7 separate regions of the Mus musculus genome follow, and regions 1, 2, 3, 5, 6 and 7 are each linked to region 4. Evidence: chromatin loops called from intact Hi-C (ENCODE). Cell type or tissue: heart. All regions are shown on one strand. Links, peaks and the distances in the headings refer to the core of each region. The heading gives the core; the rest is flanking DNA.

Evidence for each region. Peaks named below come from ENCODE experiments on the same cell type or tissue, not always from the same donor. Only the 100,000 strongest peaks of a DNase experiment are listed, where the experiment ranks them.
Region 1: it touches region 4 in a loop (2.2-fold over the local background); 5 of 42 quality-filtered maps call a loop at or near these places.
Region 2: it touches region 4 in a loop (2.1-fold over the local background); 15 of 42 quality-filtered maps call a loop at or near these places.
Region 3: a loop joins it to region 4, with 4 times the contacts of the local background. A loop is called at or near these places in 6 of 42 quality-filtered maps.
Region 5: it touches region 4 in a loop (2.1-fold over the local background); 3 of 42 quality-filtered maps call a loop at or near these places.
Region 6: a loop joins it to region 4, with 2.4 times the contacts of the local background. A loop is called at or near these places in 5 of 42 quality-filtered maps.
Region 7: it touches region 4 in a loop (2.8-fold over the local background); 16 of 42 quality-filtered maps call a loop at or near these places.

Annotation. Positions count from the first base shown.
Region 1 is chr10:67,000,514-67,005,039 of GRCm38, forward strand. No RefSeq gene overlaps it. Among named protein-coding and RNA genes, the nearest start is that of Gm31763, 2.3 kb to the right of the region's middle. RefSeq lists an enhancer at 1,405-4,526. In heart, for the core only: no CTCF peak of the experiment used is centred there; DNase peaks (open chromatin) are centred at 2,358, 2,948 and 3,608; H3K4me3 peaks cover 2,550 bases; H3K27ac peaks cover 2,848 bases.
Region 2 is chr10:67,132,614-67,137,139 of GRCm38, forward strand. All of the region lies in intron 1 of Jmjd1c (jumonji domain containing 1C), which reads left to right. Among named protein-coding and RNA genes, the nearest start is that of Jmjd1c, 7.8 kb to the left of the region's middle. In heart, for the core only: a CTCF peak has its summit at 1,902 (motif pointing left); no DNase peak of the experiment used is centred there.
Region 3 is chr10:66,906,759-66,911,284 of GRCm38, forward strand. No RefSeq gene overlaps it. Among named protein-coding and RNA genes, the nearest start is that of 1110002J07Rik, 11 kb to the right of the region's middle. In heart, for the core only: a CTCF peak has its summit at 2,640 (motif pointing right); a DNase peak (open chromatin) is centred at 3,633; H3K4me3 peaks cover 347 bases; H3K27ac peaks cover 820 bases.
Region 4 is chr10:67,182,923-67,187,448 of GRCm38, forward strand. The region is part of intron 2 of Jmjd1c (jumonji domain containing 1C); the gene reads left to right. Among named protein-coding and RNA genes, the nearest start is that of Jmjd1c, 58 kb to the left of the region's middle. In heart, for the core only: a CTCF peak has its summit at 2,619; a DNase peak (open chromatin) is centred at 2,779; H3K4me3 peaks cover 1,969 bases; H3K27ac peaks cover 2,433 bases.
Region 5 is chr10:67,056,319-67,060,844 of GRCm38, forward strand. The region is part of intron 2 of Reep3 (receptor accessory protein 3); the gene reads right to left. Among named protein-coding and RNA genes, the nearest start is that of Reep3, 38 kb to the right of the region's middle. In heart, for the core only: no CTCF peak of the experiment used is centred there; DNase peaks (open chromatin) are centred at 243, 1,583 and 2,173; H3K4me3 peaks cover 341 bases; H3K27ac peaks cover 880 bases.
Region 6 is chr10:66,917,990-66,922,515 of GRCm38, forward strand. It overlaps 1110002J07Rik (RIKEN cDNA 1110002J07 gene), which reads right to left and starts at 2,395. Exons shown (of 5, transcript NR_138561.1): 1 at 2,181-2,395; 2 at 390-400. In heart, for the core only: a CTCF peak has its summit at 2,222; DNase peaks (open chromatin) are centred at 2,522 and 3,552; H3K4me3 peaks cover 1,950 bases; H3K27ac peaks cover 2,774 bases.
Region 7 is chr10:67,124,021-67,128,546 of GRCm38, forward strand. Jmjd1c (jumonji domain containing 1C) reads left to right here and starts at 3,068. Exons shown (of 26, transcript NM_207221.3): 1 at 3,068-3,402. The coding sequence starts at 3,238. In heart, for the core only: no CTCF peak of the experiment used is centred there; DNase peaks (open chromatin) are centred at 2,611 and 3,221; H3K4me3 peaks cover 2,176 bases; H3K27ac peaks cover 1,830 bases.

The DNA of each region.
Region 1 (4,526 bases), core at 202-4,201, 180 kb before region 4:
AATGGTGCTATTTATTTATTTATATTTTTTTGTGGAGCCAGCATTCAACTACCAGACAACAATATTGTGTTACAGAGACTCTGGCCAAGACAAGCTCTCAAAACTAAAACGTAAGAAGCATCTTTTGTTCACTTGGCATCAAGTGGTGGTGATCTCCTGGAAAATCTGGCACCTTTTGTTTTTCTCTTTTTCACAGTTTAGGATATTTTAGCCTAAACAGAATTTAGTGTTAAGCATACACACTAGATTGGAAATAGCTGAAAAAAAAAAAAAGATTGTGCTTGGTGCTAAAAATGAGATGGTCTGGAAGGATATGAAAACATTAGTCACATAGGAACGACATCTAAAAATCCTCAAGTTATAATTTGGGTGGTGGTGGCATAGTCCTTTCATCCCAGTACTTGGGAGGCAGATCTCTGAGTGTGAGGTCACCCTGGTCCTCAGAGCAAATTCTAGGAAAGCTAGAGCTACCCACAGTAACCCTGTCTTGAAAACAACAACAACAATAACAACAAAAAACAAAGGAAAAACCTTCAAGCTATAAAGTCACCAAGAGGGTAAAGTTAGGGCTGGCTAAACAAAAGCCCAATAGCCTGAGTTCCTGTCTTGCACACGTCCTGGCTCGCCAGCAAGAACGACGCTGCAACAGGATCCTTCTGCACACGTTTATTGGGAGAGCTTGATTGCAGAGGAGAAGAGACCCTGAGCCCAGAACTGGTGTTGCTTATATAGACCTAGGAGAGGCGTGTCTCACACCCGGATTGGTTATGCACTATACCTCATTTGCATGTTCCTCATCTGATTGGTTACTCTCTCAGTACCTCACAGAACCTCATTAACATACCTCATTTGCATGTCTCACATCTGATTGGCTATACTTACAGAACCTCATTATCATGCCCGGGCAAGGCAGTGTCTTGGCAAAAAACTTTACTGCATATGTACACATTGGTTGTTTGCCCAAACTTACGCATGGTGGCCAGCAGTAGCCAGCGCCACCTTGCGACGGCACATGTGGCTTCCCACATTCCCGGAACCCAAGGTACAGCTGGGGCCCTAACTACACACACACACATAAAAGATACTAAATTATTGTTGTTGTTGTTGTTGTTTTTAATGAAATTTAAGTACCATCAAATGTGTTTCCTTATTCCCATCCTCGACCCACTGTAATGGCCAGGAATTATCTATGTAGCCAGGAATGATTTGAACTGATCCTCCTGCCTCTGTCTAGGATGTGCTGAGGTTACAGGCTTGTGCCACCAAGTTGGGATTATATAGTTCGACGCACAGACCTTAGGGCTTCATGGATGCTAGCTAGCTAAGCGTTCTACCAACTAAGTCACATAGCCAGCTCCTCACCAATTCCATATGGTTTCTTAGTCTCAGAGAAGCCAGGGTGGCTTGGGAGAGGGCACACTAAGGATTGTTTTAGTATTAGTTGAGTATCAGTGTTTAGTATCAGTGAACAGGTGAGGTGACAGGGCCTATTTATTTGAGTTTCCCTGAAGGGGTGGGGGTTGAGGGAAGGCCTGGCCTTAAGACTGCCATCGTCTGTCTGAAGAAAAAAGGACCACCCTTTATCATCATGGTTGTGATTTCGTTTTTTGCCATTATGATATCCACTCCTATCCCTCGGGGCTCTGATCTTCTGGTTGTTATGACCAGGGATGTTATGAAAACCTTAAAATAATCCGAGGACAACTTTATGAAGGGCAGCTTAAACAAGTTGAATGGAAATGATAAGTTCTTATCGGACCATCCAACAGACGCAGGCTCTCTGGAACAGCCAGCCTTGAATCCTTGGCAAATGCAGTTTGCTGAGCAGGTCGCCAAAACTGCTCACATTACAGGGGAAAGGCCTCCTTCGCAGGGCACACTTCTCCAGACACGTTCAAGTTTTGGAGAAAAAGGAGAGGGTACTTGTAGCTCCTCCCACTTTGGGTGATGGAAGAGGGACCAGAAGGAGCAGTGGACAACCCGGACTAGAAAGGTCTGCATTCGAAACAGGAACAGAGGGCAAAGTAGAGGGGAGACTCCGCTCTAGTCACAACCCACCAACAGCGTGCTTTCCCCCTAGTTTCTTCTCCAGGGTTCCCTCCTTCTGCCATTACCTCCTGGGGATCCAGGATTGTTAACTCCCACGCAGTGGGTTTATCACGATTGCAGCCTACTGGCAGGACGCCATTATCCTAACGTCCCCAGGAAAGCTCCAGTTACCCCGACAGATCCAGCTCGCTCCCTGAGGTGGAATGCCCATCGCCTCTGGCATCTGGAGCCGGGCTGCGAAAGGGAGGGACTGCCTCTGCGGGAGCCCCGCCCCCGTCCTGGAACATCTGGGTGTGGAGGTTAGCACTCCAGTTGTGGCTTGCCGGCCGCCAGCTGTGCGCGCTCCCGGTCCTAGACTGGCGGCCCCACGAGTCTGGGTGGACACGTGGGAGGGGCTGAGACTTTTCCTTGTGAACTGACTTTAAAACCAGGGGAATCTCAAGTCCAGCTCCCAGCATGGACCTACTGGCTTTCTCGCACGTTCCGTCTAACGTAGAAATTTCCAGTCCAACCCCTTGGCGCGTCTCAAACCTGCACAGGAAACTTATTCCTATAAGATAAATCCAGTATTTTCATCTGACGACCCCTGGATCTTGCACTGGGACTCCAGCTGGGCCCCAGACAGTCCCATATGGGTGGGTAGAGGGGAGCAGGGTTTTTCTCTGGGGGTTTTCCCTAAAGAATCTTTGACCCGAAGTAGATTCCACATTTGAAGTTGGGGATCTGATCCACCCTAAACTGGCAGTTCAAGCCGGGAGAAAGTCCTGTTGAGGGCTGTGATTCAATCCCCCTGGAATGTGCTTGGAATAACAATGGGGACTTGAAAGCTTTTTATGGCCGAGGTATCTGGTGGAGACCAAGCAAGCGGGTTCGGTTGCGCTGGCGGACCGCCGAGGGGGCAGCCTTGCCTAACGCCGGGCTGCGTCCTGGAGCATCTGGTTTGAATCAGCCCCTGAGCATTTCTTTAGGCTTAATCTACCACCCTGCAGAATCGACAGAACAGGACAAACCAAATATATTCTGGGCACTCCAGTAATAGCTAAACCCAATCACGTTTTACTGTTGGGACTTCCAACTGCCCCCAACGTACAACTGTCGTTATTTTATAGATATTGCGAATTTAACTTCCTTTTTAGAGCTGGTGGGTGGACATGCACAAGCACGGCTCTGTTACCCTTCTTTTTGTATGACGCCTTGGAACAGTGAGAGGGGTCTAAAGCCAACATATGTGTTGTGTAGCACTAAAGAGATAGCCACACTTCCCTCCACGCCCTAACTCAGAATTCTGAACGCAAGTTGGAACAAAGGCAAACGTGTCTGAGTGTAAAGGGTGAGCCAGGAGCTACAGTCGTAGGGGTAAATAACCTTGTTTTCTCCTTCAGCAGTGGCCGCTACCAAATCCCCGCTCTTGGAAGGTGGCCAACTGTCTGTCGGGTGGAGGGTGCAGCTAATTAGAGAGAGTCTATAAACCTCTCTGTCAAAGAGGGCATGTGACCTTCCCCCCAAGTCTAAACAATAAAGGCAGCTAGCCTGCAGGCACTCAGCACCGCTGCCCTGCGGGTTCCCTAAATAGGAACAGGATGAAGGCCGGGCTGAAGGGGTTACCGAGGCTCTCTGCGCTCACACCAGGAGGAATCGGTCACTCTGCTTCCCAGTATAACTTTCTTCAATTACTCCCTCCAATCTATTTAGAGGAGTGCGGGCTTGCAGAGAGCACATTGTCTAATCTAAATGAGGAAGCAATTATTCCTCGCTGCTGTCAGACGTGCTTGGAGACAGTTGGGTCAAAGATCAACCTGCTGTCATGTGACTTTACTCCGCACTTGTGAAAGATCAACCCTTACCGACAATTATTCAGCCTCGCTTTTCTGAAACAGTCCCCCCCCACCTCCGTTAACATTTCCCCCTTCTTACTCTTTTGAGCATCCTTACACGTTTTTCTAAAGTAAACACAATACCTCTGTGCATTGCTTAAGGGTAAGTATTAAACTTTTGTGCCGGTTCTCAGAAGATTGCAAAATGGGGCACATTGCCTTCCTGTCTTTGTCTAAATCTCCCTGCCTGGGAGCCTCTTTGCTAGCTTTAATTTTATACAGCATGTTGTAAACTATAAATAACACAGCTCTACTTTCCTAGAACAGAGCATATGGAAACTGTCGTCTGCGGTACGTCCCAACTGTAGTTTCAATTTAAAGACTGAGTAAAATTAATCCCCTGTGTGAAACGGTGTCGCACCGTTTGCGTGTGTATTTTATTAGTTGAAACCCAGTATGGAGGAACACCAGGAATTTTTGGTGTCGGGAACGGAGCACATAAAAGGGTTTATAAGGTGCAGTTTGAAGTGGGAGAGGCCAGGAACTGGAGGCTGGTGGGAGGGCTAGGAGGAAGGAAAGCCCTTCCTGAGGGGGCTGCTTCTCTCAGTAGCCACATCCTCTCTTCAAACGCTTCCTGTTTGGTCTCAGCCAATAATGGATGGG
Region 2 (4,526 bases), core at 203-4,202, 50 kb before region 4:
TTAAGCAGTAAGCAGTCATCAATATAATGGTGGTAGCCTAAATGCAAAATGTGTATGACTTTAGTCATGTATAAGTTTTCATTATCCCTCCTAAAAAGCATTGACTTCTATTGGGCTTTGATGTGTGTGGATTATCCCTATTGCTATTTTAACTGTTTCAAGCCTTCAGAACATGCAGGTGCTCATTACAGCACTTGTATTGGAAATGATACTAAAGTGATGATAGCTGTGTACAGAGAAGAGAATGAATGAAAAATACATTTACTGTCTTAATAGCTTATTTAGTTTTTATCTCACCTCCTTAATGATTTCCTTCCTTCAAAAAGTTGGTGGTGTTGTTAGTATGAATTAAGTGGCGTTCTCAAAGTCCTTTTATTTGCTATGTTGATATCTTGTATAGAAATGTATATCTAAAAAAAAAAAAGAAATGTATATCTGATGTAGAGGAGTTCGTTTCACATGTCAGAGAATGTTATCATTGTAGTGGAAATAGTGAACTACTAGAATACATGTTAGAATTTTTGTAATCTAGGAGGAGGTCTATGTAACTTAATTCCATTTTGTGAGAGAGAGAGGATACTTAGACTGAAACATCTGTTCCATTTGTTAAAGCCTCTTCAGATTCAGAGGGTAGCAGAGAAGGAAGCACAATGTATGGATATAGTTATGTACTGTCATTTTATATAGATGGCTCCGAAACTTTTTAGTGTCGAACTTCCCTCTCCTCTCTCCCTCCCTCCCTCCCTCCCTCCCTCCCTCCCTCCCTCCCTCCCTCCCTCCCTTCCTTCCTGTCTATAAATAGAGCCTTAGTATCCAGACAGCACAGTGCTCCCTGAGGGATTTGAGAGACATTTTAGGTGGCAAACACTTCCTCCTCCTCCCCTTCTTTTCTTCCTCCTCCTCCTCTTCTTCCTCTCCTCCCTCTTCTCCTCCTGTTTGTGCTTAATTGTACCATATCATAATTTAGCCTGTTAAAATTCATATTGAAAATAAATACGTAACAGGTCTTTAGCATTTCCGTTGTATTCTAAAATGTTTTAGCTTTTAACAAAGCTAATCATTGTAATGCTAAATTGAATTCTTCTAAGATAAAACAGTTTATTCCACAATGAGTACTTTGAATATGCTATATGCCACATATATGAATAAAGACATGATGGCAGCATGCTTTTAAATCTAGCATTTTGGAAACAGAAGCAGGTGGATCTCTGAGTTCAAGGTGAGTCTGGTCTACAGAGTGAGTTCCAGGATAGCCAGAGCTACAAACTAAAATCTTCTAAAGATTTTTTTTAAAGATTTATTAATTTTATGTATATGAGTATACCATTGCTCTCTTCAGACAAGCCAGAAGAGGGCATCAAATTCCATTATAGATGGTTGTGAGCCACCATGTGGTTGCTGGGAATTGAACTCAGGACCTCTGGAAGAACTGTCAGTGCTCTTAACCTCTGAGCTATCTCTCTAGCCAGAACCACTCTAAAAAAACAAAATTATTTGTATTTTATCTTTCCATTGATTCTTAAGCACATAATCATATACTTGCTTTTAGGATAACTACTAAGTCCTTTGAAATACAAAGTTGAGGACAGTTCAGTAGAACTTAGAAGAACCTGATATATATGATTGGAATCATTCATTAACAACTTCTGTGTCTTGTATTCATTGTTGTCTCTTAGGGCTGTTTTATGTGCACAGAGAGCATGCCAGTAACAGACTGAGAGTGGCTTTGGAACAAGGGCTGGAGAGATGGCTTAGTGCTTAAGTGCAATCTCTGTACTGTTTTACTGTTTTTTGTTTTTTGTTTTTTTTAAAGAGAACCCAAGTTAGGTTCCCAGTACCAATGTCAGGTAGCATACAATTGGTTGCTATTCCGTTCCAGGGAATCTTGGTGCCCTCTTCTGGTTTCTGTGAGCACCTCACCCCAGCATACAAACTCACATTCAGACAAACATATATACATAAACATTTAAAATATTAAATAAAATAAAAATACCTTTTTTTTTCTGTGCCTCATACCCACATACTTGCCCGCTGTTGTATAAATACCAAAAACAGTATGAAAAGGTACATTTAGAATAATGTTTTTTTCTTTCTTTATTTTCTAATACTGTGATTTGAATTTGGGTTTAATATAGGGTAAGCAAGCATTCTACCAATGATTCATATCCCCATCTTTCTGCTTTTCTTTAAAAAAAAAAGTTATTAATTTTAAATGTATCTGCCTGGAACTTGTCTTTTTTCAATGGTTCTTAATATTGTGATCCGTCCTTCACGTTGTGGTGATACTTATTTCTGTTGCTACTCTGGAACTGTAATTTTGCTACTGTTGTGAGTGAATTGTTCTGTAAATACCTGTGTGTTCTGATGGCCTTAGGTGACCCCAAAGTCCTTTGACCACCAAAAGGGTCATGGCCCACAGATTGATACCTGCTGGACTATTAATTTATCCTGTGCATCGAATAGATGATTACATCATTTTTGTCCAGGTTCCTTAACCTTTTTGACTCAGAATTTATCCAGAACCCCACCATATCTTACCCTCCTTTCCTATACTAGTTTAAATCACCATTGTATTTTACCTAGATTATCCTTTATCTTTCTAACTAGTTGTAGTAGCCTGGACTAGAACTAGTTTTTGTTAAGTGAGTACCTAACTACCTGTCTAGTCTTCCATACTCATAAAAGTATGCAGTATCTGTAGCAGACAGTCGCTTCTGTCCTTTCTGTGGTCACTCTCAAGGCTTCTAAGCTGCTTAGTGTAGATGCTTTAGTAGCCTCAAAGGCATTGCCACCATACTCCATTTTGAGGTTATCTTCTGTCACTTTTCCTTATGTAGTGGTCCTTATATGCTATTCTCTGAATATGCTTGTTGTGGTCTTGCTTTATGATCCTAAGACGTGCGTGTCTGTGTCAGATGGTCTTTCCTTTCTGCAAGAGTTCCTCACTTTTAAGTCTGTTGAAATAACAGCAGATTTACCATTGTGGCTGACTCTGGAAACCTTATCTAAAATCCACCATTTTTTTCTTCCTATGTTTACTTTCTGCTTCTTTCCTCTGTCATAGTAAGTATTCTACTTGTTTTCAGTCACTAGAATTGAGCTACCTTATAAAGTGAGTTGGCTTTGATACTTGCTATAGTCTCCATGCCTGGGGCATTATTTATCACATAGTAGGTGTTTATTGATTTAAAATATAGAAATGCCCTAGAGTTTTCTGATATTTATCTTTAGTCTTTAAGAGACATTAACAACAACAACAAAAACTATTAACTCAGTGAAAGAGAATTTTGTAATATTTATGAATGAAACTAGAAAACCCAATTTTATATATTGAGTTTTAATAAATGTGTTTAAATATATAAATATTAAGTGTTAATTAAATGGTGGACTCATCCAACGTTTAAGAAATAAACTCATCAGTGGTACCTGGAAAAGAGATGTTAATGTAGTCAGCTAATGTATACACAGTTGTGGCACTGTAAATATGAATTTGTTTTTTGTGGTTTCTGATGCAGAGCACTTAATACTACAGGGATTTCTTAAGCTAAAATAGTTCTAGTTGAGTCTTGTTCTGTGAGAACACCCTTGGTAGTTTCAGGATAAGGATCGATCACTGGAAGAACCACACCTTGATTAGACATTGAACTTCCATCCTTGCTCCCTAGTTCTCAAATGATAGGAGAGGGGCTAGAGATAGTTCATCCTCAATAGCCATGTGAGAAAGCAGCCATTACAAACCCCTAGATGACAGATAGGTTCTGGAAAGCTCCCATGTTGAAAAACCCAGAGTATTGGAAGGATGGGTATGATGATGCTGGGCGTGAGAACCCTCCTTGTTCTTTGTATGATAAAGTAATAAGAGTAAGTAGTCTTCCTGAGTAAGTAGTTTGTAAATTGTTCAATAACTAAACCAGAGAAGTGGGGTGGTTGTGGAATTTCTGATTTTTATACCTAGTTAATTGGCTGCAGAGAAGTGTGAGTAACCCTCTACTTCCCTGTGGTAGCTAAAGTGTAGGCAGTGCTGTAGGAGTGAGCCCCGCCCTTGTTTTGAATTGGAGTGTCAACTTTATAAAAATCTTCCTATGCATGAGGATTTCATTCTACCCTTTTCAAATATTATACCATAATTTTCACAAAACATTTGCATAATTTTAGTCTTTATACACACATATATTAATAGTATATGCTATGAGGACTGAGCTTTTACCCAGTGGAGTTACACCTAATACTGGGTACTCCATGTTGGATTTAAATAGTAAGAGTTAAAGAAGCTATATTGAAAAAGATCGGATGTATTTGGTGGCAGGAGGGAAAGCACCCCCAAATTAAAGATTATTTACTTTATAATAATACAGTTACACTACATGCTGTAGATATTAAAGTAAAGGGTATTCAGAGAAACATTGGAGCACTATTGCTGATAGTATGCATAGGGCCCAAGTTGCATAAAGGGCAGGCTCTCTACTGCCCTACTGCTGTACCTACTGACTAGGAGTCCAAGGCTCTGCTTGGCACTTGCAGAATTG
Region 3 (4,526 bases), core at 172-4,171, 280 kb before region 4:
AAAACACACACATGCACTCAGGCACACATCTATCAAATCGGCAAAGAAGTAAGCCTCTTGAAATGAATGTGTAGAAAGTGCACTGAGAATGTAGCTCCGTTGATAAGAGTGCTTGCCTAGCGCACACCACATCCTGGCTTCAATCCCAAGCATTACAGAACCAGGCATGGTGGTGCACACCTCGAATGCCAGCACTAGAGAGGTACAGGCAGGAGGATCAGAAGTTCAAGGTCTTCCTTAGCTTCATAGTGAGTCCAAGACGAGCTTGCGATACATAAGACTTGACATCAAAACAGAGGAGTGGACAACAACCAGATAATGAGTGACATCCTCCTAATGCCGTGCTCTTTGGCTCTGGTTAGAGATTAAAACAATTTTAAGCTTATTGTTTTCAAGTCCTCTGTATACTATTCTTCAGATCCATTTTTCTGGCCCTCAGGTGAGATTCTATATCACGGGGAGGGGAGAAGAGGGCGCGGAGGGAGACTTGAACTATATGTGAGGTTACTTTAAGACTTAAGGGTTGGGAGTGGGAACAAGACTTAGAGAGTAGAGGTGTTAAGTCGAACCCTGATAACCTGAATTTGATTCTGGATCCCATAAGGCAGCAGGAGAGACCCAACCTCCACATGCTATGACACAGACACAATCACACATACCCATGCAATAAATAGGATAAATAGATGATGGATGAGTGGATGGGTGGATGGATGGGTGGAAGGATGGATGTGGATGGATGGATGGAAGGATGGATGTGGATGGATGGATGGATAAATAGGTAAACAGACAGATAAATGATAGACAGATGGGTGGATAGATAGATAAATAGGTAGATAGACAGATAGGTGATAGATGATGATAGATAGATAGATCATAGATAGGTGATACATAGATAGATATGATAGATGTGATAGATCATAAGTAGATAGGTGATTGATAGATAGATAGATAGATGATAGATAGATAGATAGATAGATAGATAGATAGATAGACAGACAAAGCAGAACAGGGCTTCCTATCTATCCAGACTGATCCAATCCTCCCCGCCCCCCCCCCCCCGCACCTCTCCTGATTAATCTGTTCTGGAAGCAGCTGACACTGCAGGTGATATTACAGGTAAATGTGAGCAACCAGAGAGATCACCCTCAAGACTGAGTAAGGACAGTCGCCATGGCAAGGCTGAACAAAGCCTTGAAGAGAAAGGCATGTCCCTTCAGTTCCTCTGTCTTGAAGCTGTCAAACAGTGCAAACTGCTACTGTTTGATAAAGCTTGACAGCGGTGTAGTAACCAGCCTTAAAACCGAGCCGTCTGTGACAAGCCTGGGGTTGTTCCTTATCACAGTGGCCCAGATCTCTGTTGCTCTGGAGGGTCCAAGGAAGGGGCTGACATGCTGAGAGACAGAGAATCTAGACAGCAGCAAACAAGACCCCCAAACCTGCCTTCTATGTGAGCCTAGCAACACATCCTCCTACCCTGTAGAGTTCTGAGACAATGCAGCCCCATGTTACACTTGAATGAAGAACTCTGAGACAGAACACCCAGCCATGCCAGGTTCCTGGGCCCCATGTAACTGGTCTGATAGATGGTTCTTTAAAAGGGAGACACTTGCGGGAGTGTGCTGGCCCACACATTTTATTCCGGCACTCATGAGGGAGAGACAGGTTGATCTGCATGAGTTTCAAGGCCAGTCTAGGCCATGTATAGAGTTCTAGACCAGCCAGAGATACAGAGTGAGACCTGGCCCGGAAGCAGGGGCTGGTATCAGACAATTATTAAGACAGGAGACTCCTAGGAATCCCATGTTGGAGGGAGAGAAAACCTAAAATCTGCTATGACATCCAGAAGAGGAATTTGCTGCTGCAAGAAGAGATTTCACACACTTCTGACAACGCGTCAGGCCAACTCCAGAGAGCCCTATACCTCAAGGCTTTCTCTACTTAAACCTAAAGTTCACATCAGGACAAAGACAGGCTTGGAGGTCAAGTGGGCCTTCTCTTGGCTTGTTCCTCTTCCCCACGTGGCCACAGTGACTAAATCTCAGCTTTTCAATGTTGCTTGACTCTCTTAATGGGTCTGTTTTGGACAGGTGACCCAGCCTGGCTTTGAATCTAGAAACTCTGGAGTCATAGACTGTGTGAGACAATAAACGTTTTCTGTTCATGCTGCTACATGCTGAGACAGTGTGACCCCAGAGCAACACCTAAGACATATTTGATATATTATTCTTCTTTTTCCTCTGACTCTAAAGAATCTCATAATAATTTAATCATATGTCACGGGGTGTCTTCCCACATTGATCATCTGGAACTCAGACAACAGACCTTTCATCCATTTGCACATTGAGAGACTTGTCTCTTAGATGAGGAGTCTTGCAAGTTCCCCGAGAGGACTCTCAAGATAAATGGTGCCTTCAAAATGAGAAATCTAAAGAAATAATCTGTTCTAAATCAAATTAGTAACATAATGTACAGCCAAAGCGGCTGGTAAGGGAGTCAAGAGGTGCCACCCGAGAGAACCGGTTAATGTTGATAGAGACAAAGAAGGTGGCTGCCAAGAATTGGGGAGGAGGGGGGGGGGGCGCAAAACTCAGCATTTCTGCAGGCGCTTCTGCAATGCTCCACATTGCCACTAGATGGCAATAAAGTTGTATTGTGCGATCATTCACTTAGCCTGCTGAAGTACTTTCAAGAAGCGTCACTGAATAAAAGCCAAAGAAAGTCTTAGTTGCTTAGTTGACATTAAATTTTAAATTACTATTTCTGTTCGAGAATTAAAATTACATTTCACAGATTGATTTGGGGACCAAAGGTCATTTTGGGGGAAAAAAAAAAGGTGAGTTCTAATGTATTCGTTATTTATCTTAAATATTGATAGCCTAGGGCCAGTGTGAGATGGTCCAGTGAGCATCTGCTGCACAGCTTAGCAACCTGAGTTTGATCTCTGGAACCTACGTAAATGTGTAAGTAGAGAACCGACTTAGCAAAGCTGTCCTCTGACCACTTTCGTGCCTTGGCACATACACCATAAACATAAAACTCACTCTCTCTCTCTCTGTCTCTGTCTCTGTCTCTGTCTCTCTCACACACACACATGCATACACACAAAATAAACCATAAATATGTTTCTCTCTCTCTCATACACATTCACACATATAGTAATAATGATAATAATTTAATAATTAGAAATATATTGATCACATTTTATAAGCATTCATCCCGCCGATTCATAATCTTTAATTTGAGGCACATTCATTTCAATTTTTAAAGATTGATCAAAGGACAAAAGGTCACCTACAACTACAGGTCATGTCTCCTTTCTTTCCTCCCGACTAGTCCCGACTATAAGAGGTCATCTAGCTTAATAATTAAGCATACAGGCCTTGGAACTAGGTTGGGTAGGTTTAAATCCTATTTCTAGCTTGAACTGTATCTCATTAGCACCATCAGAAATAAATGAGTTTTTTAAATGAATTCGTATACACGGAGTAGTGGTAGTAACGTTTCGACAGAAGTTTCCGATATTGAGTATTTTTTCTTTAAGGTCCTTGTCTCTGAGGTACCCTGCACTATGTTAACACGTAGTAAGGACAGAAGCGTGGACCACAGCCAAGAGAACCAAGGTCCACAGATAAAGAGGCAAACGGGGTCAACAGGAATTGGTCCTTACTGTTGACAGAGAGGACACCCTCGCAGAGAATAAACTAGAACACAGCCTTCAGGATCTGAAGTCAGTGAACCTTCACCCCTATCATGGCAAAATCACTCTTATTTATCGACTGAGGAAACTCCCCCGAGACAAGCACGCAGCCATATTAGCACAGCTGAAACCTTGAACCATTCGCACACACTGCCATCCATTCACTGTGTTCTGGTTATTGTCACTGAACCTCCTAAGGAACCTGACCTTTGCTACAGCCAAGTCAGAGACAGACACAGAGAAGGAGCGGCTATGTTTGAAGCTTAGACTTATGCAGTAAGATAATAGTTTTCAGGGGCTAGAGAGACTGCTCTGCCAGAGGTCCTGAGTTCAACTCCCTGCAACCACCCGGTGGTTCACATCCATCTGTCACGGCATCCAATGTCCTCTTCTGGTGTGTCTGAAGACAGCTATAATGTGAATGTGTTCATATAAATAATATAAAACCAAAATCTTTAAAAGAAAAAAAAAGCTAATGTCTTACCTATATATGAAAAAAAAAGATAATACGTTTCTCAAGAAAGTTCCCAGCCTACTCTGCCCCCAAACAACTCAAAATCATTTTGCTGTTGGAGAAAGCCAAGGGGGGGGGGGTTGAAAGAAAAAGCAGAGAAAGATAGTGTTCATTCATGGTTACCTTGCAGTCAGTGACCAGTGTGCTCCTGAGAAGGGACTCTGAGAATGTCCCCTTGTCTCCCACCGCTGGGTTCGGAGACAGGAATACTAAAGCGCCCAAGTAGACAAAGGGCTTCTGGAACAGGATATTCAGCCCCACTGCAGGTGGAAACTGCAAACTGGAGGACTCCTCAGTCCAGCAGCTACCAGAGCT
Region 4 (4,526 bases), core at 257-4,256:
GGAGTTTCTCTCCCTTATGAATTTTAAAGAATAAGAACCTAGGAGCCTTGGTTAAGCAAGCAGCTTCCTGTGTCATCACCTCACTGTTTGCTGTGTGTTAGAAACTGGTCAGTATTGATTACAAGAACAAACGTATTAATGCATTTTCAAATACTTTAAATCCCAGTTCAACATTTCTTGTTGCCAGCCTTTTGCATGTATCTCTGAATCTTTGTTGTGCATCAAGAGTAGTCTAGCTAAGTTCTCTAGAGATGCCTTTTGACTTTTCTTCTTCCACCTAGATATAGTCTAAAATATGTTTAAGATGATAGTTGGTTCCTCAGTAATGGTGTTAGTTATTTTGATTTTATCTCGGGGCACAGGAATGGCTGACTGGCAGTTGGGCAGACTCTGTGGTTCTCAGTGCTGCTGCTTCTGTTGGGGTCTGATAGCACTTGCAGCATTTCAAAGTCTGTTGTATATATAATTAAACTTGAGTATGTACTGTATTACTACAAGATTAGCCCTGTGAAATAATAGACTTGAATTATTATGTAGTTTAAATTTTAGAAATGTAGAATAAAATGTACTTAGCTATATGAACATTTTGTCTCTGTGTTGTTCAGGATTTAGAAAGAGATTGCCATATATATATATATATTCATGAATATATATATTCATTCAGTGGTAGTCCTTTGTAACATATGTGGCCTGCTTTCCCTATCCATGTGTTTTCTATGTCATACGAATGAGTTATTAGGATTGTATATTGTGATCTAATCTTTACTTGACAGCATTAATATAATACTTTATGCTAAAGTAACATTTTAGTACCATCCATCACCTGTAAAATAAAGTATTTTATTTTAGTACTACCTATGCTCTGTGAAACAAAACCATATTTACTCCAATACTTAGAATAATCAATGCCTATTGTACCATCTTTATTCTGTGTCCATTTTTGGTTTTAGGGATAAGTTTTCAGTCTTGCCCAGGTTGGCCATAACTTTATGTCAGTCCCAGTCTCACCCTCACAGTTAACATCCAGTAAAATGTTATTTTCTCTCTCTCTCTCTCTCTCTCTCTCTCTCTCTCTCTTTGTTTTTTGTTTGTTTGTTTTGTATTTTGTTTTTTCAAGACAGGATTTCTGTGTGTAGCCCTGGCTGTCCTGGAACTCACTTTGTAGACCAGGCTGGCCTCGAACTCAGAAATCCACCTGCCTCTGCCTCCCTAGTGCTGGCATTAAAGGTGTGGGCCACCACCGCCCCGCCCTTATTTTCTCATTTTTATTGCATGTGTTCATAGTATGTTTCTTCATGGGACTGAAAACATTTTAGGTAAATATTAACACTGAAGCCTTTCTGTCAGAAGCTAACATTTTATTTTATGTAGTAAAGATTTAACATTTGATTATACTCAAAAATGAGTGAATGTGGCCTAGTGTTTAGCAAGGAGCCACAAATCATATTATGTATCTCTGGTCCTTGGGTTCTTGAGAAACCTCTGTTCATAAAGTGAGAAAACAGTGCCTTGGTTCAGAAAGAAATGCATATAATTTTAAGCCTTTTCACACTTTTATTAAAAATTAAAAAGCAACACACAGGGAATGATAATGTTAGCCAATGTAACCAAGGTATCATTGATTATAATCAGTGTGGATTTATCTTACATCTTAGCATGCAGTTCTTTTGTTTTGTTCAGACAACACAAACCTCACTTCCGGTGAACTGCATTTCAGATGCCCCATGGCCCCTCATGCGTAGTCACCCACTCCACTCAATACTGAGCAGCAGAATTCTCTTCTCTTCTCTTCTCTTCTCTTCTCTTCTCTTCTCTTCTCTTCTCTTCTCTTCTCTTCTCTGTAGGGTGCTTCTGAGATGCTTGTTGTTTATGTCAGCTTATTTTACTTGACTACATCTTTTCATGTTTCCTTGTGACAGGGTTGTGCTAGCCCAAGCTGGCCTGGAACTCATAGCATCCCCCACTGTGTTGGTATCTCAGGCCTGCATCACCACATCCAGTGCTCAGTTTTTTCTGTCTTTTTCCTTGGGGGTGGGGGGACCGTGTTTTTTGGAGAGACAGGTTTTTAGGCTAGGCTTTCCTTATACTCCCTAGGTAGCTGACAATGACCTAGAACTCCTGTCCTTGTACTTCCCAAGTAAGGGGATGAACCAGAAGTGAACCATTGACACTCAGCTTCACAAATAGTAAAACTTATTTTTCTCTGGGGTTTTTTTTTTTTTTAAAAAGATCATTTTAGGACAAAATAAGTTTTTCTTTTATTTTTGATTTTTATAATTCCAGCATTTCTCCTTTCCATTCCCTTCCTTCAAACCCTCTTGTATGTTATTCATCTTCTAAACCTTCTTGCTCTATTTCAAATTCAGTCTCTTTTTTCATTGTTATTGCACGAATATATGTGTATGTGTGTATTTCTAAGTATAATCTGTTCAGACTGTACAGTGTTACATAGCAAAATAATTTTTAAAATCCCAAACCACTATTTTAAAAGTAGTATAATGATACTCTTTATTTTTGCTAACTTGATATTTACAAGTTTTTTAGTTTTTTTCTTTCTTTCTTTGTTAATTCTGGAAAGCAAAAACTTTGTATTTGCTTTTTGAAGGCGACGGTAAATTTGAGCTCTTCGTCTCGCCACTAGTCTGTCTTTGTCTGTTGTTAAAATTATGAGCCAGTCTCTATGGCCGCAGCCAAATGAGTAATCACCAGTAATGTGACTCGTGCTGGAAGTGACTCCATCAGCACCTGTGACGGGGGATTAGTTACAGTTTACAGAGCACCGCCTCTTCCCTTCTCTCGAGCGCCCTAAGCCAAGTACTCGTTCTCATTTGGGTGTCTGCGCTGTTGGAAGCAACTGCCGTGTGTTTCCATGCAGACAGTACAGTGGGAAAGCTTCCTCTAGCTAATGGATGGCTGTTCTCTTTATTTGGAGTATCTTGCTGGTTATGTAAGCGACCTCGGGAGAAATTATCCTGACCCAGATCGGAGGATGCGGTAGTGCTTCAGCTGCAGGATTTCTTCGTCGTTAACACCACAGTGCTGATGACAAAGAGCAAGTTGTAATCCGCAGCACTGCCAGGGCTGAGCCGGGCAGACAGAAAATCGTCATTTGCTGCTCACAGGCTTGTTAGGTTACAGCCTCTGCTTCGTTCTGTGGTCTTGGCTTTTCTTCCTATACAATGACGGCGCTGCAAGTGAGCTCAGAAATGCTTGGTTTGAAAGCCATTTGCCTGTGATTGTTTTTGAAGACTAAAGAAGTATTTATGCTCGATTAAAAAAATACTGCTCACGAACAAAATGAAATGCCAGCTATATTTACTGACCTTTAAAGCCTTGGCTTGGATTGCTGAGATTTAAAGATACTTTAAAATTCTCAAGAACTAAGTACGGTTCGTATTTTTCTGCTTCCTTTTTCTTTTGTCTTTATTCCATTTGGTTTTGCTTCTTAGCCTTAGGAATTGAGGTCACTGTCTTTTATAGTTCTAGGCTCAGTGTTCTTAGTTTTAGTATTTTTAAAACTGTTTAGAAAGAGGTTTTCTGTGTTGACGATCATTTATAACACTAAAAATTTAATTTAAAACTGGAGCTGAATTGTTTTGAGTGTTTTGGCAGATGTGTTTCAAATTAGACAGCAGTGTTTTAAGGGGACTTGGAGCATTTGTTTTGTGGGGTTTTTTTTTTTTTTTGGAGGGGGTGCTGATATATTCCCTTCCCCACCCCCAACTTGTTTTCTAACAGTATTATGTTTTCAATAGACCTGCTTGGGTGGGAATTTGGACTTTGTTCTTTCAAAGTAGCTCCAGTCTTTTTTTCTATTTTGTAGGCTAAACCTTGACTTAGAAAATGTGGCCTAGATAGTTTAGTTTTATTATTTTCCTTTGTTGAGATCTAGACTTATAGTTTTGTACTTAATGAGCTTAATCTTTTTTTTTTTTAATCTGAAAAAGGAATTGTTAAATGTTAACAGGAGATTGTTAGAAACTCTGGCTGTAGACATAAGCCCCGTGAATTTCCTGTTAAGTACTAAACGGTGAGCTTTAACGTGTTTTGTCTGAGCAGCTGAGTTGTATTTGAGAACTGTAGATGATTTATTTAAAAATATTTTTCGGGGAGGGCTCATCTGTTGGCCTCTTCCTCATGTGAATGGAATGTGGCGCAGCGTGGAGCCCCAAACAGGATACAGTTGTTGGAGCATTCTTCCTATAGCGTGGTAGGCCCTTCTAGAAATATAGGCTCTCAGCCGGTCTATTTTGGCTTTAGGCTATTTTTAAAGTTTGGTTAACACTAACAGATGACCTTAACAGAACTCTGAATCCCCTAACAAAATGGAAAAAGGTGATTTGTTTCAACTAAATGTTCAGTTTTAAGTTAGTGTCTTTCACTTGGGGTTTCAAAGATTCAAGTCTTTTGTGATTAGGGCCATATTCTACTGGGCTTGCTTCCCCTTAGGCTGAGGAAGTTCCTCATAGAATGTCTTTAGAGTCATGAATTAGTTATGCATGAGTTCTACTGTCTGTACATTCCAG
Region 5 (4,526 bases), core at 132-4,131, 130 kb before region 4:
CGACTTGGAAGTAAACACTCTCATATTTTGGAATCTTTAAGATGTATGAGCCTGGAAAACTTTGCAAAAACCCTATTAAATCTCCAGTAAGCTTGCATTTCAATTACTGCAAGGCTGTGAGCATCTAAGTAGGCCATATCAGCCACACCATACAGGAAATTATATCCCAGGAAAGCTCAGCTTTAAAAATAGGCAAAGGAAGAAAGGAACGCTGCCAAAACACACAGAGCTCTCCCGTTTGTTTTGATTTGCACACGGCATCTGTTTTATCAGGTGCAACCTGCCGTTTGCAGGCTTTGGGGGAGTGGTAGTAGTTAGGGTGGGAAGAAGTAAATGAGTCCAAAATGTTTGCTTTCAGAACGTGCTTTTGAAGTAGATATCAGCAGAATTTAGGTCAGGACTAACTATCACAAAGACGCTGGGTTTGGGGATAAGCGTTGAGAATGGGCTTGTACGTGCCCTAACCCGGCAGAATTCAAGCTGAGGAAACAGATCGGTCCTCCAGGAACACATACAGGCTCTTGCAATGCACAGAATGTAGCATTCTGCAAGCACCGAGAAGCCAGCTTTTCTGTCTTACAAGTTCATTTATTCAAAGTTCTGACTAATTACTTTATACCAACTATGTTCTAGGTATCGAATAGTACAATTAAAGTAGCCAAACCCTTCCTATGGTAGGAGACAGACATTAAGGGATACAGTACCGGGCAGCATAAAGAGATATTGAGATCAGAACACAGACATGCAAAGAGGTTTACTACTGCTAAGAAACTTCCACAGGAAAAAAAATAAAGTGAGTCTACAGATCTGCCAAACATGGCAGGACCAGTTTAAACAGGATGGCTCTATTTGGTGAAATTTAGGTGAACACAAGAACACTGTATTAATGTCCTGCTCTCAGAGAAAATAAGGGCTATTAAGATTTTTTTTTCTCTTCCAATTTTTTACAGGACTTTCAAATACTTTCTAATTTTTTTTTTTTTTTTTTTTGACTCAGGGTTGCTCTGTGTAGCCCTGGCTGTCCTAGAACTGTCTCTGTAGACCTGGCTGGCCTCCAACTCAGAGATCTGCCTGCCTCTGCCTCCTGAGCATTGGGATTAAGCCAGGGCCAGCCCTATGGAAATTTTTGGTTGTGAGCCTAGCCTTTAATGGGTGAGCCATCTCTCCAGCCCCTATCAAAAATTTTTAACCTCTCAGTTCACAGTTGATCTGAGAGCTTAGAGGTCCTGCCTCAATGCCTTGCTAAAAAATAGCCAAATCACTGTGGCCCCCAAAGTGTAAATTAATCCCAAGAATGGTCACTGGCCGGTAATGAAAGCTGCCCCAATTTTTATGTGGAGTTAGAATGTCACCTATGTTAAAAAAAATTTAGATATTTATTTCCATTATTTTATGTGTACGAATGTTTTGTCTGATGTGTACTGTATGCCTGCCTGGTGCTCTTGGAGTTCAGCAGTAGTTACTGAATCGCCTGGAATGGAATCAGGGATGTGAGCTACTGACAGAATCTAGGTCGTGTGCCATCTCATGTGACTTCTCTCCTGTTCCATCACCTTTGCTTTTAAAAACAGGAGCACTGTTGGGGCTGGGCATGGTGTGCACTCCCTTTCATCCCAGTACCTGGGACACAGAGGCAGGCGGAGCTCTATGAGTTCAAGGCCAGTCAGGTGCACACAGAAAGTTCTAGGGCAGCCAGAGCTACACAGAGCTCCCTGTCTCAACAACAACAACAACAACAACAACAACAACAACAACAACGGCAGCACGGTAGAGCAGAGTGATTAGAAACCCAGGAGTTCTGGTGTGGACTCATGCTGTCCTACAAGGTCCTCCAGGGTGAATGGACAGCAAACACGAGTCTGGCTGGATATTATTGGGGTTGGTAGAATGCTGCCTCCTTTCCTGGGAATAGATCCCTGTTTTAATTCCTACAAAATTTAAGTATATTAGGCTATATGAGAAAGAGAAAATAAGGCGGCAGATGGAATTAAGGCCAAGGATCAGACAACCTTGGGGGGTGTGGGGTGGGCCCAGTCGTTCATGAAGGACCATACAAGAGGAAGGAGGAGGCAGAAGGCTAAAAGCCCAGTGCTGGCGGCATCCAAAGATCTCAGCCCCGAGCTCTTGGCTGCAAAGACACAGGGACTGAGCCTCAAGCCAAGGAATGTGGGCAGCTTCCAGCTCTGAACGACAGATCTTCCACGGGAACCAGAGCCTTGGGAGGGAACACAGCCAAGTGGACCCATTCTACATTTCTGAACTCTAGGGATGTCTGGGATTAAATATTTTGTGGCTTTCCATCTAGAGTAGTGTGGTGGCTGGGACGAGCAGCAGCTCGACATGGTGATATGCAGAAGTGCTCTGAAATTTGTGGGGAGTAATTAAGCACTCATCCCTCATTCCAGGGGATGCACACACTGCACCTCAAGCTTGGTTTCTCAGAGTCTTGCTGTTAGACGAGTGAGTGACGGAGGTCTTCAATGATGTATTCTATTCCTTCCTGGTTTTGTTGTGCCAGGAAGCATTCGTGAACCCCAAAAGACCACTAAGCAGCCGTTTTCCATGTAAGAACATTAGGGTCTCTTTATTACAAGCTTGGGCTCTCTTCCAACCCAACCCCGACACAGCAGGATGGGAAGGGAAAGTGGAGCAGCCTCAACCCTCAGCAGGACAAGGTTTTATAGGAAATGGAAGTAAGGGAGGGGGGTGTCTATCCTGGCAAGTACCTAACTGAATGTCTACTGTAAGTCGACAGGGGGGTGCTCTGAGGTAAGACAATCACAAACAGTCTGAAAGTGCATCTGAAACAATCAGATTAATCTTTGATTAACTGTTGTTGGAAGTAGCTAGGGAGGAACTCAGACAGTGGACTAGCTGAGCTGTGGTATGTGGGTGTAGCTTGGGTTCTATTGCAGGTCAAAAATCTCAGTTTTTTTTTTTTTTTTTTCCTTTATGATAGAGGCCGGTCCCAAGATGGAGTAGGTTTGGCCTCCCAGTTCAGTACCTGTTCACTTTTATCACTCACTGTATTTTCAAAACAGGAGTTTTGAATTTAATGGATTCTCTTATGCAGGCTAAGTTATTTTTAGCACATGAGGGAGAATTAAAATTTCAGAAGCATGTTATCTCTAATTGTCTTACATGTTCAAATAACCCAATAATAAATATCTGAGTGTGTTATTAAGGGAATAAAGCAGATGAAGTTACATTTTCAAGTGGAGCTGAGTGTGGGGACACATGCCTTTGATCTTAGAACTTGGAATAGAGAGACAGGAGGATCAGGTGTTTAAGGCCAGCCTCAGCTCGCTACTTAGTGAGTTAGAGGCCAGTATAGGCTACTTGAAACCATGTTTCTAAAAGAAAGGAAAGGAAAAGAAGAGAAAAGGATAACACAAAAAACCTGATGCATAGTGAAAGTGGAGTAATCATTGTTTTATAATTAGATCAACCTCTAAATATACATTTTTTTAGTATTCATTTATACGTATAGGTAATTTATTTATGCTTCCCTAATACTTTTATATTCTTATTGCTGTCCATTTAGCTTGCTCTTTGGTCTACCTATCTACCTACCCTCCTATCTGCTTACCTATTTGTCTTTATCTATCTATCTATCTATCTATCTATCTATCTATCTATCTATCTATCTATTATATATGTATCTATTATGTATGTGTGTATGTATCTGTATGTATGTATCTATTATGTTTGTATATATCTGTATGTATGTATCTATGTATCTATCTGCCTGTCTAGTATGTATGTATGTATGCATGTATGTATCTACCCATCTATGTATATATGTATCTATGTATCTATCTACATACTATCTATCTCCCTATCTACCTACTTACTTATCCATCCATCCATCTGCGATACTGAGTCTGTGTCTATCTACCCACCTACCTATCTGCTTGCTCGTCTCCTTGTCAATCTACCTGGGACAGGGCATCTATCTATCTGTCTGTCTACCTATCTATTTTCTATTTGAGACACATAGAGTCTCTTCATTCTGTAGTCCAGGCTAACCTCAAGTCTTCAGTGATTCTCCTGCCTCATCTTCCAGAGTGCTAGGACTGCAGGCCTGGGCTTCTACAACGGGCCCTGGAATGCTTTAGGTGAGACGAGCCCATAGCTGAAAGATAGACCACCCAGTTCTTCAACCGTACAGTTAGCTAGAATCAGAGAAAGATCCCGCTGAGTACACACTATAAAGGAGCTTCCATTTATTAAGGTCTGGCCAGTAGTATACCCCATGGCTCATAGTCTCATGGCACTTTATAGATGAGGGGTTATTCATACATTTTTGCTATTGGAAAGAGGATTCCAAGTAAAGAATTACACAGTAGAGCGAGCGGTATTTCATGTCCATAGAAATGAATAATAATCAGTGTTACACTCATATGTCTCTGGGGTTTTGCATCTTTGTTTTACTAGGGGCTCATTTCCATTGTATTTTTACAACAGTAATGGTAAATGACTTCCAGGGGAACCAAAACCAAACTGGTTCATCCCCAGGACCACGA
Region 6 (4,526 bases), core at 384-4,383, 260 kb before region 4:
CTCCCAGCCCCCAGCAACCAACTTGCAAGTTGAGTTCCGTCCTCAGATCCCATCAACTGCTTGGTTAGGCCCCAAGGTTTGTTTTTATTATTGTTATTACTACTATTGTCATTATAGTTAGGGTTGTTTAGGTTTTTGTTTTTTAGATTTGTTTAGTTTTATGTATATGAGTGCTCTTTCTGCATGTATACCTGCCTGACTGAAGAGGGCGTCAGGTCCCATTACAGATGACTGTGATTGCTGAGAATTGACCTCAGGACCTTTGGGAAAGTGGCCTGTGTTCTTAACTGCTGAGCCATCTCTCCAGCCCTATAGTTAGGGTTTCTATTTTTGCAATGAAACACCAAGACCAAAAAACAAGTTAGGAAGAAAGGATTTATTTGTCTTACCTTCCACATCACTGTTCATCATCGAAGAAAGTCAGGACAGGAACTCAAACAGGGCAGGAACCCAGAGGCAGGAGCTGATGCAGAGGCCATGGAGGGGTGCTGCTTGCTGGCTTGCTCATCATGGCTTGCTCACCTTGCTTTCTTATAGAACTCAGGACCATCAGCCCAGGGTTAGAACACAGTGGGCTGGGCCCTCCCCCACTGATCACTAACTAAGGAAATCCCCTATAGCTGGATCTCATGGAGGCATTTCCTCAATAGAAATTCCCTCCTTTCAGATGACTCTAGCTTGTGTCAAGTTGACCTAAGACTAGTTCAGGGCACTTACCAATATTTAAAAGCATAAAAAGAGAACGATGTCTACTCCACCCTAGGGACCCTCAACTCTAGTAGCAACTGGCTTGAGCTGTTTGATGAAGGATGAAGGTAAGGCATGAATGCTTTCCAACTGGGATGCAAGGTCAAATGTCATTAATTACGTCCCCTGATAATATGGCTGGCTGGTCCAAGAGGTCTGGAGTGGGGGTGGGGTGGAGGTGGAGTTAGACCTTCACACACCCAGTCACCCCAGGAATGTCAAGGATGGATCACACATAGATGAGGTGAGGAAGTCATGCCTGGAATGGTGAGGATGGATCACATATAAATCAAACTGTTAGGTCTCAAACCCAAGACAAACAGCTAACAGAGGTTACTATTACCATATCAAAGCTGACCCTGGCCACCAAGTTTTCCCACCATCCCTGAGTCTCTACCCATTCCAGGGTCCTCCTGGCTGGCATACTCCACCCCATACCCTAAACTTCTCCAGCCACGAGGCTGGACTGGGTTTTCCCTTCCCCCAGCCTCTCTGGCTCCTATACAATTCAGCCATTTCGGTTACATTATCTCTTAGCCCAGGCTACCCCTCTTTGTTAGTGTCTCCTTTCTTGCTTTCCCTGCCTCTCTCTCTCCACATAGTCCAGCTCAGTCTGGCAATGTTCACTCTGCACTCTCCCAGATGCCTCTTTTTGTCCATATTCTGTATTCTCTCTTATGTCTGTCACAAACCTTCTCCTCCACCATACCTAAGAACATCCTGAGCTCCTCCCATTTCTTTCTCTTTTTTTCCATCCATAAATCATCCCCAGAATGGTGAAGATGTGTACGGTTAGCACTCTGTCTAAATTCCATCTTACAATTACCTGGCAACAGCCAGGTAGGCCTGGCCCACTACAAAAGGGGCTGCTTGCCCCCTCCTCCCTCTCTTACTCCTTCCCGGCTTGCTTCTCTCGTGCCCTCTTGGGCTCTTCCCTTCCCCCTTCCCTTCTCCCTCTCTCCCTGTGGTCATGGCCGGCCTCTACTTCTCTGCTCTCTCTCTCTCTCTCTCTCTGCCTTTCTCTGCCTCTACTATCCACTTAACTCCTCTCCCCATGCCCTGAATAAATTCTATTCTATACAATATAATAGTATAGAATGTGGCTGGTCCTTCAGGGAGAAAGGATGCATTGGCATGGGCCCACTGAGGCACCCCCCCCTCACCACACCCCCATAGAACATGTTCTTATACCTCTTTGTCTTTTTATAATCACATTGTGTGCCACACAGATGAGGTCACCCCAGGAATGGAGGGTAGATCACATATAGATGAGGTTACCCCAGAAATGATAAGGATGTATCTCACATGGATGAGGTTACTCCAGGAATGGTGAAGATGCATCACACATCGATGAGATCACCCCAGGAATGGTGAGAATAGATCACACACCCAGTCACTCCAGGTAAGGACGAGTTACACAGAGATGAACTCACCCTGGAAATGGTGAACGTGAGCCCCCTACAGAGAGGGTTAGGGCATTTGCTGAAAATCCCTGCCACCGAGATCAGAGAAAACGGAAAAGGTTAAATACGGAAGAGACCTTCAAAGGTCACCTCCCTCTTTGCATGGAAGAGGAAGCCAAGGTCCCAGAAGGCTGCGTATCTCTCACAGAGTGCATTTACAGAAAAACCCAACCCAAGACTGCAGGCGCCTTCCACTGAAGTAACAGAAATGGGAAGGGGAAAAAAAAAAAAAAAAAAAAAACACTGAGTGAGTCAGGCGAGCGGGGGACACGGTCTCCCTTCCCCCTACCTCGGGGTGGTGGCAGGCAGCCAACTGGAGCTTGCTGCATATTTAATTTAAACCTTTGTCTGCCCTGGCAAGGACAAAGTACAATCTGTTTTATGTAAAAAGTCTTCCCTGAGGAAAGCCTCAGCCTCCAGCTGCGAAACTGATTGATGTTCTTAACTCCTCCCCCCCCCCCCCCCAGCCTCTGTGGGGATCCGAGGTTGCAGTTTCCAAAAAAAGAGTTGGGGGGGGGGGGAGGAAAGCACTCCAAACAAACAAGCAAAACAAAATTTCTTGCTTTTATTGTGTTACTCTCAATCTAGGAGAATTAGCCTGAAACTAGAGGGAGAAGCCTACAAATAAAGCCTATATTTTACAAGCCGATTTCAGAGCCCCAGATGGGAGGGGCTGGGACAGCAAGCTGCCGCGGGAGGCTGGAGTCTCGTCTAGGAGCTTTGTCTACAAGCTCCTTCTGCCTTGCCTTAGATGGCCTAATCTAATCAATACAGATACCAAAACGTCCTAAAGATGCCTTAAAGTGAAGCCTTCGTGTCAAGGAACATCACCGTTGGAAATGGTCACCGAACGTGAGATGGAGATTAGGAGTCACCTTGTTTTGAGAGCTCTGTGGATTTCCGGGTAGCCTGTTTCAGAGACCCTGATTTGGGAGATCATATGTCTTGCAAAACCAAGGCGTGCATTGTTGCAACTCAGTTTGGGGTCACCTCCAAGTGTTCCTGGACCTTCTAGACTTCTGCCTTAGACTGAAGCACTTAGTGACCTCAGTCTCAGCTGGCGCTCAGTGTTCAAAGGTTAGCGTCGAGGTGCGCTGAGGAGACCCAAAGGGGGCGGAACCACCCTGCATAGCATTAGACTTTTAACTCTGCTCCCGCCCTCGGTCCCCTGTATCAGATTGGTTGGAAGGAGAGCGTGGGTTAAGGGGGCATGGACCTGCCTTCCCCTTTCTGGTTCAGGAGCCAAACTTCATCTTGGAGTCAGAACAAAGCCATGGCCGGATCACACTAAGGAGCTCCAGCCTGTTTTGGGACAGAGCCAGGACCCAGAAACCATTGCCATGAGCCACCAGCTGGCTGCGGTCCCGGAAAACTTGTGCAGCTGCCGCACAGGCCAGACTGGGCCTGCACACTGTCACAGTGCCAGGCCCTCCATTAAGGCCCCCGTCTCCGCTCACACCCAACTTGCCCCGCGTACTTTGGCATCCTCCTGCCTTGAGGTGTGCCCTGGGATTACAGGGGAGACTTCAGAACCACCGAGTGACCTGCCTCCTCTTATCTTTCTGGGAATTACACAGTTGTTCTGGAACCCCTTGGAGAGGTCAAGGTAGATGGCTCCAGTCGCTGGTCTGATGAAAATGGAGGATTGAATCATTTCCCTTAACTCTGTGTGGTCTAATTTAAGTGCCTGTCATTAGTACTTCTAAGGAGAACACAGGCGCCCTAGCCCTGAAAACTGAAATCCCTCTCCGAAGGCCCTAATGATGGGGACAAAAAAAAAATCAATGAATGGCCACATTCACAGCTGTTTCCAGAAGTGTTTCCTGCTTTCTTGGACATTAAGCTCCAGTAATAAAGTTAACAACAGTACAATCATCCCGAGAAAAGGTCAAAGAAGAGGAAAATCTGTTTTGAAAAAAGATCCTGCCATCTCTTCCACACACCCGAGATTATCTCGCCATGCAGTGAGTGATTTCTCCGGGTAAACGTTCCCATTGACCCTCAGTGAGATGATCTGAAAGATCTGGCTTTTGCCCCAGTTGTATGAGTCCCTCTCCTGCTTGAGTATAAGCCTCCAGAAATCTGACAGACTGTAACAAGTCCGTCTTTAAAGGATTTGTGTGTGTGTGTGTCTCATGAGCACACACAGGTTAGAGTACATACACGAAGGTGCCAGCAGAGACCAGAAGAGTGCCAGGCAGTTGTGAGCCTCCAGACATGGGTGCTAGGAAATGAACTTTGGTCTTTGGCAAGAGTTCTTCTTAACCACGGAGCCATCTCTCCAGCTCCCCAAAGCTGCCTTTCGAATCCCTTATC
Region 7 (4,526 bases), core at 292-4,291, 59 kb before region 4:
GAATGCACAATTAGAAGCTCAGTCGAGATTGCTTGTGGGTTATTCCTTCCTTTCTTCCTTTTGTATTACCCCCACCCCCAAGAAGACAGAAATCAGACTCTTATGTTGGCTCCTGCAGAGATGAGGCTGCTCTCCTTGGAAGGCTGACAGTAGGCAGGTGTTTGTATAGGCTCCCAGAGACTGGCTTTGGAGTTTGTATCAGATTGGTAGTTTGCTAAAGAAATCAAGGCTTTGCTTGGGAATTATAAATCCTTATATCCGTTCTTTTCATATTCTAATGGAACAGCCAGGCATTTCTGCTGCAGCCCATGCTTAAAGGTATTTTTAGCACTGTTAGGTCTGGTGAAATGGGATAATGCAGCGTGACATGAAGGCAGCAAGAGCACGTAGGCAGAACAGGAACTCTGAATCACAACTCTTGATTTAGAAATTCTGAGTTCTCTTCGGTTGGAGTAAGAAAAGGTATGTGTATGGTGGTGTATCACCTCAAAGCCTGTATTTAGGAGGCTGAAGCAGGAGGATCCCAAGTTCAGGCCAGCCTGGCCTACATAGGGAAGAGAACTTGTCTCCAAAGAAGAAAAAGACTAAAGGAGAAAAGACATTGATTGCACTGTATCCATCTATTAATCCATTTCATAATAGGCTCATAGATGCTGGGAGCAGAGCTTGCTCTGTAGACCATGCTGGCCTGGAACTCAAGGGGTCTTTATAAAATAAGGAAAATCGTAAATGAAAAACAAGAGTATTTTAAGGGTATTTAGTTGCTTTTCCTGTTACTGTGACAAAATACCTTGACAGAAGCAGAGTGATGGTGAAAGAGTCCTCCCTCCCTTCATCCCACAGTCATGGCTACACAGTCCATGGTGTAGGGAGGGCATGATGGCAAGAATGCCAGGAACATCAGGCACCCACAGTCAGGCTCAGGAAATGAGTGTTCCTCCCTCCCTCCCTAGTCGGTGGGCTCCTCTGCCTACAGAAAAGATGGCCTAACACCTCTAATCTAGGTTAACCCTCACAGACAAGCCTGCAGGCTCCTCTGCTAGGTGGGCGTGTGACCCATGACGACTGAATCCAAGGTTTGAAATCTCATGTTAACACTTTTAATTCCATATTATTTATAGTTAGGATTTGCTAGTAAAATTAAACAATATACCTACTCCTTAAAACAAAACAAAACGCCAGCAAAGAAATTGAAAAACAAAACAATACAAAAACTTTTAAGGTCTATTCTTTTGGGGAAAAAAAAAAAATCAAGTTTCTCAAGGTAGACTAGCATAAAACCTAAATGTCGGCTGTAGTATTGGGGTTGTAGGAGAAAATTTGAGCTGTAATTCTCAAGTACATTAAATGTATTAAAGCTGCCTGTGGTGGCATACACTTGAGAAAAGCAAGAGCGTGCGCTCAGATAAGCCCCATGATTAGCTAGTAAGAAATGCTGCTGTGGGGATCTGTGGCCTGGGAAAGCTGTTTCTCTCCAGAGTGTTGCTTTCGTTGTCTTTACATGCTTTTTAATGGACTGTTTTCCTTGTAGTAGTATGGTGTCATTGACAGTTGGGGATTAAGCAGTCTTCTTTAAAAAATAAAAGAGAAACAACAACAAAAAGACTTCACCCACACTGGGACCCCAACCCAGACCTTCCCACCAAGTAGGCAAGTGCTTTGCCACCCAGCAGCACCGTCTGTCCCCAGCCCCAATTTCCTTTAATGATTACTTTGTGCTGCAAGTTATAAAGCAGGGAGATCACTGATGGTTGGTATTTGAATATGAGACTCCGTTTAAACATCTTTATATGTGCTGCACTCTTTCAGTGGCTTGTTTTATTGGGCTTACTAACCTTAGGTGGGAATGAAGGAATCCAGAGCCGACAGCATGCAGATTTGTGCAGTTTTCCTAGCATCAGATGCCCATTATAGATGGTTGTGAGCCACCATGTGGTTGCTGGGAATTGAACTCAGGACCTCTGGGAGAGCAGTCTTAACCGCAGAGCCATCTCTTCAGCCCTGAGCTGATCTATTCAACTGACTTTGAGAGTTTCCAACTCTCCCACCGCCACTGTCTGTCTGTAGCTTTAACAGTTTAGTTTAAATGGTCTACAGATATGTCTTTTGTATTTATTGTAAGCACTCAGTGCTATTGTAAGGGTTTTCAGAAAGCATGGGGGGGAGGAAAAGATTTTTATAGGATTAGATGAATTTTTGAAGATGATAATCCCTGGAAAACGGCAGATTGAATTTTGATTCCCGTTTTCACAGATCTTTAAAATACAAGCATAGCGGTCGTCAAACTTCTCACTGCTATCTTGAAAGAGAGACTTGCCTGTGAGAACTGAGGAGCGATCAGAAGAGGAATTCCTAGCTGTCTTTGTCTGGGTTATAAAGTCCTGTTGTGATTGGACGGGAAGTAAAACCATCATTTATTTTCTTCAAGTGTGATTGGCTAAGATTCTTTTCTTTCCGTGGTCTTTTCCAGTAACTGACTCTGGAGCTTTCCGTTTTATTACCTATGTTCTAGTACGCGGAGTACTCGGGTTGGCTCTGAGACAGTTTGTGAAATTTAAGGATGTCGGTAACAGCTCGCGGTGGAGTGTCTAGCGTTCCTGTAAGAAGGCGGCACGAGGTGTAAATCTCCGAACTGCTCCAACACGGAATTAGAATTGCCGCCGGGAGGAATGCTGGTTTAGAGCCGCGGGCCGCCGAGGGGGCGCGGTGGGGTGGGCGGCGCGGCTCGCCCGGGGCCGCGCGGGGATCCGGGCTCCTTGACGACGGCGCTATGTGTTCGCACGGCCGTCGCTCCTGACATGCGGACCTCCGGGAGTTGGCTCTGCGACCGCGCGTGGGAGCCGAGCCCCGTCCCCGCACTCGCCCCTCCGAGGGGGCGCAGACGGAGCGGCAGAAGCAGCCTGGCTGCTGTCCCTCGGCGGCCACCTCTCGAGGCCGCAGCGCAGTCCGTGGGCGGCACTACTTGGCGCGCCCGCCGACGCCGACCCCCACTCCCCCGCCCGCGGAAGGACACGCGGCGCGGCCGGAGGGGCGGAGGGGTACCGGCCGCCTGAGCGGCCGCGCGCTCATTCCTGTCAGTTTGCCTGTGGGCCGCGCGTGAGGTCGTGGGCGGCGCGGCTCCGGGTCGTCGAGCGTGCAGGGGCGCTCTCGCTCGCGGGCCGCCTCGCCTGCGGTCGGCTCCTCGGCATGGGCGGCCGGTAGGAGCGGGCTGCGCTCGTCCCCGGCGCAGTGGCGGCCATGGCGGTGGAGACGCGGCCCGAGCTGGTGGGGAAGCGGTTCCTGTGCGTGGCGGCCGGCGAGGACGCGCGTCCGGAGCGCGGGCAGAGCGGCTGCGGGCGCGGCTGGCGGGCGGGGGTCATCCGAGCCGTGTCCCACCGCGACCGCGGCCACCCGGACCTGGCGGTGAGAGCTGGCGGGCAGCATGTGGCACGCCCCTCTGCGCGGGGCGGGCGGGCGGCAGGTGGGGCGGGCGGGCCCGGCAAGGGGAGCGCTGGCTGCTATGGCCCGACTCTGCCGGGCAAAACCATCCTGCGTTTGGCTTTCCAGCCGGAAACGATAGAAATGTTTTTGGTACGAGGGCTAGTCGAAATTATTTCTCCCTTTCTCCATCATTTTGTATTTTGTTTGTTAGAAACGGACAGTGCTTTAGGGAACTCCGGCTCCTGAGTCTTATATGGCTTCACGAAGGCTAGAGATAGTGTAAATTAGGGGTTTGAACGGCATTTAGTACTTCTAAGTAGCCTCCCCTACATTTATCAGTTACATAGGACACTGTCAGTGTTACCTTTCAGGAGAATAAATGTGTATTTATGATTTCGTGCCAGGATACATTCTTTTGGTCACAAGCGCATTCTCATAAGGGAATGGGATTGAGTGAGTAGACTGGAGATAGAGTTGAGTAAGTAGAGTGGGGGTAGGGAATATTAAGATATTCCCCCTTTGCATTTAGATCAAATCCACCATAAAATGCAAAAATAGTCACCATTTTGATATGGTTGTTGGAAGTTTCGAGTGTGTTCTTGCAAACCATTCCTACCTGCTATCAATTCCATAGTTCCCCACGCACTGTATTATTAGTTTAACCGTGTAAAATAGGCTTAGTTGTGAATACTTATAAGAGGAATTAAAAATAGAGACAATTGACAAAACTCCGCATGGCAGTTCTTTGTGCTAAAGGAAAAAAAGAACCCTTAAACTTTACTCATCTTAATGCTTACTTGTGATAGCTTCACAAAGCCGTTGCTTTGTGTTTGTGTAAAGATGCCGGAACTCATTTCTCTTTCCGCTTTGATATGAAAATTGAAGATTTTACGTGGAGGATGCCTGGGTAATGGCTTAGACACTAAAGCAAACACGGAACAGAATTATGTACTGTGTTCCTATATACGTGAGAATTAGGAAATTAGATTAGATAGTATTGGAGACAGTCAAGTTCTGAAACTGTTTTTGAAAGGTCTGTTGGAAAGAAAGGGATACAGAGGGAACAAACATATTCCAGTTGCCCACCTCCCTTATTTTTCCAAATA